Linked DNA regions of Homo sapiens: region 2 is linked to region 1. Evidence: chromatin contacts called from ENCODE Hi-C or POLR2A ChIA-PET data. All regions are on one chromosome and are shown on one strand. Each heading gives the region's core, a stretch centred on a gene start or an enhancer-like site at or near the end of the contact. The rest is flanking DNA. Distances are from core to core; before and after follow the strand shown.

Region 1 (3,423 bases), core at 682-3,181:
TGTCTCAACATTTTAGTGGGAGGCTTCTTGTAGCACAAAACGGTGCCTAAGGACATATTTCCTGGAGGACGTTTCGACCTTTGTCACATGACTCCATATCAGCTGCCACTGGCTCATACACAACCATGTCAGTGCTGTGTCAGAGATGGAAGAATTTGACCTTTCACCAGTTTCTGTGAAATACATTGCTTTGAAGATGAAATCACAAATGTCGTCCTGTACAGGGGACCTAATGGGACCATGTCGAGTGATTATATCTTGAGCAGATGTAAGTCTTTAGAATGGTCTAGATTATGACCTGAGTGCTTACTGGTCTCTGGATTCTATGAAGTACTTGTTTGATTTTCACAAGATCTTTAAGAAGTAGTTAGTGCTATTCTCTCATTTTACTTTTCCATTCTTATTTTTAGAGAAAATCAAGTCTTAAGAGGTTAACTGTGCCCAGAGTCTTGTAACTAAAAAGTGGTTGACTTGAGATTCCACCCAGTTCCCTTGGATTCCACATGCAGAACTCTTAACATCCTCTTAACATCCTTTTTTTTTTTGAGATGGAGTCTCGCTCTGTCGCCCAGGTTGGAGTGCAGTGGTGCCTGATCTTGGCTTACTGCAACCTCTGCCTCCTGGGTTCAAGCAATTCTCCCTGCCTCAGCCTCCTGAGTAGCTGGGTCTACAGGCCCACGCCACTGCACCCGGCTAATTTCCATATTTTTAGTAGAGACGAGGTTTCACCATGTTGGCCAGGCTGGTCTCGAACTCCTGATCTTAAGTGATCTGCCCGCCTCAGCCCTCCAAAGTGCTGGGATTATAGGCGTGAGCCACCATGCCGAGCCTTAACATCTTGATTGTATTCTATACGTGCCATTTCACATGGTCTATTTCTCATTTTTCTTGTTCTTTTTTCTTTTCTATGTTGATTAGATACACTGGAGCTTAATCCATTTTAGAGTGTGAGTGCATAGTGCATATTTATCAGTAATATTGTTTTAATATTTGAATTAATTCAATCCTGCTTTTAATTTTATTATTCCTGCTATTTTCTATAAAACTTTTTATAACTTTCTGTAACTTTTTAGAATTTGTTTTCTAAATTCTTTGAGAGCTTAGTCTTTTTCTTTCTTTCATAATGAACATGCTTAAGGCTAAAGCTGCCTCTGAAAGCAACTTTGAATGTGTTAAAGGAATCATATCTAGTGTTCTTATTAGTTTTGTTTTATAAATAATCTGTTATTGCAGATGTAATTTTTCCTTTGACCTCATAGTTAATTTTCTTTAAGTGGTTGGAATTTTAAAATGAACTTTATCAAACTTACTGTTAATTCCTGGTTTTATTGTTTCGTGACTAGTATAAGTAGGCTATCATTTTTCTCTTAAATCTGTGTACAGTTACACTGATGTGCAGAAGCACATATAGTTATAATACCAGTAATGCTGGTTTAAAATGAAAATGTTTAGTATTTAAAAGTGGTGCTTATAAGTCACTTATTTTAGCATAAGTTTGAATTTTTTCCAACTGATTTTGAAAATTTAAATAGAATATATATTCTCAATAAAATTTTTAGAGTAAATGACTAGTTTTGGTTTTTGTGGGAAAACGGTCCTAGCGTATTCTCTAACAACCAACACTCAAAGCCAGATACCTGTGAAAAAACTGACATGTTTTAAATGGAACAGGAGACCTCTCCAACAAACCCATCAATGTTTAACAATCTTAATGAGCTTTAAAAAAGTGTCATATTTTAGCTGTGAATCACTTCACGTTAAAATCTGTGGTTTTCCTGCCAAAGTTATCTTTAGTAAACGCGATGTATTGGCAGCTAGATTTGGAGTGAAGTGAATGTGAGTGAAGCTGGAAGCAGATTCTGCAAGAAACCCAAATGTTGGAGGGGGGTTTTCCAAGCGTCAGAGTCTTAGGTCTCTCAATACCCCCTTTGACACTCGTGGCCACACTCTTCCGCCATGCCCATTACAGTGACTCACTCGGAACTGCTTGGGAATCAGTGACTTGGGTGAGTGCAATATCTCTTTCACATATTGCCGGCTTCCTCCATCAACCCATAGCATCTGTGCTGGGTTTATGCTTTCAAGTGAGAAATGGTGAAATACACAAGGGGATGGCTTGCACTTGACTCTGGGATGGTGTTTGCATGTCAGCGTTTTCTTTCACATTAAATTGAGTGGAGCTAAACTCATTTGGTTTCAGTGAAGGTAGTTTCCATGCATTCACTGAAAAGCTGGGATTGCTGAGAGTGGTGACCAGAAGAGAGAAGGCCATGGGGAGGTAAGGTGAGGCAGGAATACTAGAGGGTGGGGCAGGGCTCAGCTCAGTGGCGATGTTTCCCCAGCAGCCTTCAGGCCTTTCATCCCATCATTTCTCTCCTCTGATAAGTGTCTCTGCTTTAAGAGTGTTTGCCAGACAGAAATAAAAATCGATTGGGGGAAAAATTATATGGAAAAAAAATTTTCCTTTCAAAATATTCCTGGAGAGGAGAGGAAGCACGCATGGATAGAATGAATGAAATGTTCTTGGGGCACAGTGCCATCTAATGTTGCTATTATTGCATTTGCTGCTTAGCAAAGTACATAGAAGGCACATTGCAAATATTCAGGTATTAGCTGTGTTAAGTAATTGTTTTCATGTAGTAAATGTATTAGTTTGCTTGGGCTGGCATAGCAAAGTAGCACAAACTGAAAGCCTTAAATAACAAAAACTTATGATCTCACAGTTCTGGAGGCTGAAGTCTGAAATGAAGGTCTCAGCAGGGTGGGTTCTTCTGAGGGCGCTGAAGGAGAATCTGTTAGGTGCATCTCTCCAGGTTTCTGCTGGTTAATGGCAATATTTGATGTTCTGTGGCCTGTGGAGCATCTCCCTCATCTCCGCCTTCATCGTTACTTGGTGTTCTCTGTGTGTGCCTGTCTGTGTCCAAATTTCCCCTAATTATAAGGACAGCAGGGATATTGTATTAGGGGCCCAGCCTACTTCAGTATGACCTCTTCTTACTGAATTGTATCTGCAAAGATCCTATTTCCAAATAAGGTCACATTCTGAGGTAATTGGGGTTAGGACTTCAGCACATGAATTTTAGGGGAACATAAATCAACCCATAACAGTAAAGATCTATTAACTCACTTTAGGAAGCTGATATTTATTTAGGAAGTAAATGTTTATTGAGCATCTATGATGTGACATGCATGAGGTATTGAGATTTAAACAGATACGCTTAAATATTTTCCTGTATCCAAGTCACTTTCAGTAAAGAAGTAGAGAGACATAAATTAATAACTAGAATACGGCAGAGCTATATGAAGGTATGCACGAGGAATAGTGCTGGTACCAAGAAAGGGGATGCTGGTGAAGCCTACTTTTTAGGGGAGATGTCAGGGAAATGTCACTGAGGGGGCTACATTTGGGCTGCATATGAAAGC
Region 2 (3,423 bases), core at 322-2,821, 36 kb after region 1:
TGCATTCGTGCAGCTACCTCCAGACCCTCCCTCAGCTTCCATTATTGCATCCTTTGGTCTCTTCCCAGCAGCATCCAGAGTGATCCTTTGAAAATCTCATTTCTCTGCTCAAAACCCTCCTGAGGTTTCCCATCACCAAGGATATTAAGGATAAAAACCACATCCTTCATACCATTGTCTACCTGTGATTCCCTAATCGTGTCCCTTTGCTCACTCCCTCTGGCCTCTTGCTGTTCCCTGAACAGCAGTCTGTTCCAGCCACAGCAGCCCCTTTGCCCTATGTGCCCATCCCCGTCAGCCTTGGCACTGGCTGTCCTCTCTGCTGGGAGTGCCCTTTCTTCAGATGCTCTCATGCTTCGCTTCTTTGCCTTGTTGACATTTGGTCAATGTCACCTTCTCAGTGAGGCCTACCCTGACCTCCCTGTAGGAAAATGCAACTCACCTCACTCCCATGCCCCGTACCTTATATTGTTTTCCTTGCACTTACCAATTTCTAACAAAGCATGTAATATCTGTTTATTATAACATATCTATATTTTATGGTTTATGTTTCACGCAACTTGAATGTAACCTTTGTGTGGGCCGTGGGTCTTTCTCTGTTTCCTTCACTGACGCACCTTGGATTCTTAGCATGGTCCCAGCACATAGTAGATGCTCAATAAACATTTGTTGAGTGGAACTGAATGTATTGGTATGGTAGGTGGGTTTTAGAAGGGAATGGGTGAACCAGGACTGAAAAAAAAGAAATATTTTTCAAAGTAAGCCAACACTGTGGTTTCACTTGAGTCAGTAAGTAGGAAATGGGTGCGACTCTGTGACCTGAAAACCTAGAAATGCTCCACAGCCATGCTCTTCACCCCTTTTCTTCCAAAACGGAAAACCTCACACAATGCAGGGTGGACAGAATCACACGGTGCAGTCTGTGCGCCTGTCCTCCAGCCCGACACCTGGCCAGTCCTGTCTCATCTACACTGTCATGCAAACTCTTGTTTTTGTTTGTTTGTTTTTGAGACAGAGTCTCACTCTGTCACCTAGGCTGAAGTGCAGTGGTGCAGTCTTGGATCACTGCAACCTCCACCTCCTGGGTTCTTGTGCCTCAGCCTCCCGAGTAGCTAGGATTATAGGCATGCACCACCAACCAGCTAATTTTTGTATTGTTAGTAGAGACGGGGTTTCACCATGTTGGCCAGGCTGGTCTTGAGCTCCTGACCTCAGGTAATCTACGTGCCTCAGCCTCCCAGAGTGCTGGGATTATAGGTGTGAGCCACCACACCCAGCCATGTTTCAAGAATTTGTGCTTCAGCTCAGCACTTAGTGGCAGTGGGAAGACCAGACCTCCTGACCCTTCAGCCTGCTGGCATCCACCATGCCTTAAAAAACAAAACAAAACCCTAAATGTATTTAATTCCTGCTCCTCTTCAAACACACCATTGTAACCACATAATACACTGTGTGAAAAGAGAGGAAAGAAAAATCCAAGTCAACAATAACTTGCCAGGCCTTCTTTCCTTGAGCCCCATATCCCACGCCCGCTGTGCTAACCTCTGGCTTGCCGCCCACACCTGTCTGGATTCATCCCGACTCGAGCCACCTCCTCCTAACTGGTCCCACGGGCCTGTCCCTGCCACTTTCCAATCTGTCCTCCACTTGACATTTGGAGTAATTTTTTAAAACAGCAAATCTGATTAGGAAACTCAGAGGCCCAGGGAAGCCAGTGACTTGCCCTCTGGCACCCTGTCCTGAGGGTAGAGCTTCCTGGCACAGGGTCAGTGAGCCCCGAGGCCACCTCCCTGGAGGCTGCAGGAGGGTGAGCGTGGTCAAGAGCAGCAATTTTCATTGTTTCATGTGTCATTGCCTATTTAACGAGCTTCGCAGTGCCCTCAATTTGCTAAGTTAACTTTGGCCACGCCGTCCGTGAGAGGTCAGACTGGTGATTTCCAACTCCCGCCGGGCACCGGGTGCTGCACCGGTTATCCCAACAGGCTGGCACAGAGGGCTGAAATGGACTTGGAAAGCCAAATAATTAATTTTCATGCGAGTTTTTGATCCCCTTGAGTGTGGTTATTTTTGTGCAAAAAATTATCCCGATGTTTACTTTGGTTTCATAAGTAATTTATTAAAATTCCTTCCTAAGCTTTAAATTTCAGCTAACAAATATGAGCATGGCCTCTGGGAATGGTAAGAACAAGGAAGCATTGTGTGTGTGTGTGCACACCCCAAGGTTGTGCAGCTAGAAGTGCAGAATGTGGATTCCGTCCGCTCTTTAGGGCACAGCTAGCCCTGTGCACCTGTAGAAACTGTACTGACGTACAGCCTTGCAGAGCCTCCAGCTTCCATGGTGGCAGGAGCCATGGAAAATAGAGACCCACCCGGTAAGGAGGTAACTGGGACACCAGGTTACTGTCTACCTGGTGGGGAAGCTGGGGAAAAGGGCCCATGGGAGGATACTAACTGGGGAAGAGGAGACCTTGCTTCCAGGGCTGGGCGACCCACTTACGGAGGCCCCATTCCATTTACATCTCCGCTCAAGCCTCCGCCTCCGGGTTCCAGCCCTGGCTCTGCAATTTGCTAGCTGTGGCCCCAGGTGGTCATTCTCTCTGCACCTCAGTCTCTGCATCTCTATAAAATGGGATGATAATAGTGTTCACCTCAGAAGGTTGTCAGAGGTGTGGAAATTAAGATAATTCACATTGAGTTCTTGGCACGGCTGTGCCTAGCACTGGGTGCAGGCTGAATGCATGGGCTGCTATCGCGATGTTGTATCTAATGGCCTGCAGTGGTTGCTTAGCAGCAATGGGTTTGCTTGGTTATTTCCTGATTTGGGGTAAATAGATCCAGAGACCAAGGCTCCATGTTATCCCCAGCACCGGGCTGACCCCAAGTACCAGAGAGGTCTCCATGGCCCCAGGCTGCAGAGGACCCAGGTTACAACTTGCTCAAGTAGACCCAGGATCTAGGCTTATCCTAGTAGATCTTGGTACCAGGCCAGCCTCTGTGACCTGAGACTCCAAGACCACCATTGCAGACCCAGGCTCTAAGCTAGCCTCTGCAAACTCAGGATATATATTCCAAATATCCCTGATTTGGGGGGCAAGGTCTGTGTGTGATTTGCAGAGTAACGATATGAAGAAGGAGGTCTTGTTAAGATGGCGTGGTGTGGAGTGCCCAGGTGTGAAATGGTTGTCTCAATGGAAGTTGTAGCCTCCTCCTCCCATGACATCATCCTCACACGTGCTCAGTGTTAGGCATTTTTTCCCCCTCCTGCTCTGAATCAATGCGAGTGAGATATGCATGCGGGAGGGACAAGCTTGCATGGCACCCAGCTGTGGTACATTTAGAACTCGGCCTCAGCCCTCCAGTGTGACCTTGGGCATACCCTTCACCCCCGGGCTCTGTTCGCTGGGGCAGGGTCTGCGCTCTGGA

The links. A loop is a pair of places that touch in the nucleus more often than their neighbours do. ChIA-PET counts read pairs that join two places held with the same protein, here RNA polymerase II (POLR2A). Pooled maps may share reads with other maps.
Region 2: a map of lower leg skin shows a loop between it and region 1 (6-fold over the local background). The contact joins two enhancer-like sites. A Hi-C loop is called at or near these places in 5 of 168 maps with a recorded cell type or tissue (Calu3, heart left ventricle, left cardiac atrium and 2 more) and 2 of 50 pooled maps. POLR2A ChIA-PET finds 5 or more read pairs at or near these places in 4 of 52 experiments (AG04449, AG04450, H1 and 1 more).

The regions. Positions count from the first base shown.
Region 1 is chr21:39,628,485-39,631,907 of GRCh38, forward strand. The region is part of intron 1 of B3GALT5 (beta-1,3-galactosyltransferase 5); the gene reads left to right. Among named protein-coding and RNA genes, the nearest start is that of B3GALT5, 17 kb to the left of the region's middle. Within about 2 kb of position 1,932, at least 2 of the 41 ENCODE cell types and tissues checked have a DNase peak (open chromatin) inside an H3K27ac peak, as active enhancers do.
Region 2 is chr21:39,665,315-39,668,737 of GRCh38, forward strand. It overlaps B3GALT5 (beta-1,3-galactosyltransferase 5), which reads left to right. Exons shown (of 4, transcript NM_001356336.2): 4 at 1-3,423. Among named protein-coding and RNA genes, the nearest start is that of B3GALT5, 54 kb to the left of the region's middle. Within about 2 kb of position 1,572, at least 3 of the 41 ENCODE cell types and tissues checked have a DNase peak (open chromatin) inside an H3K27ac peak, as active enhancers do.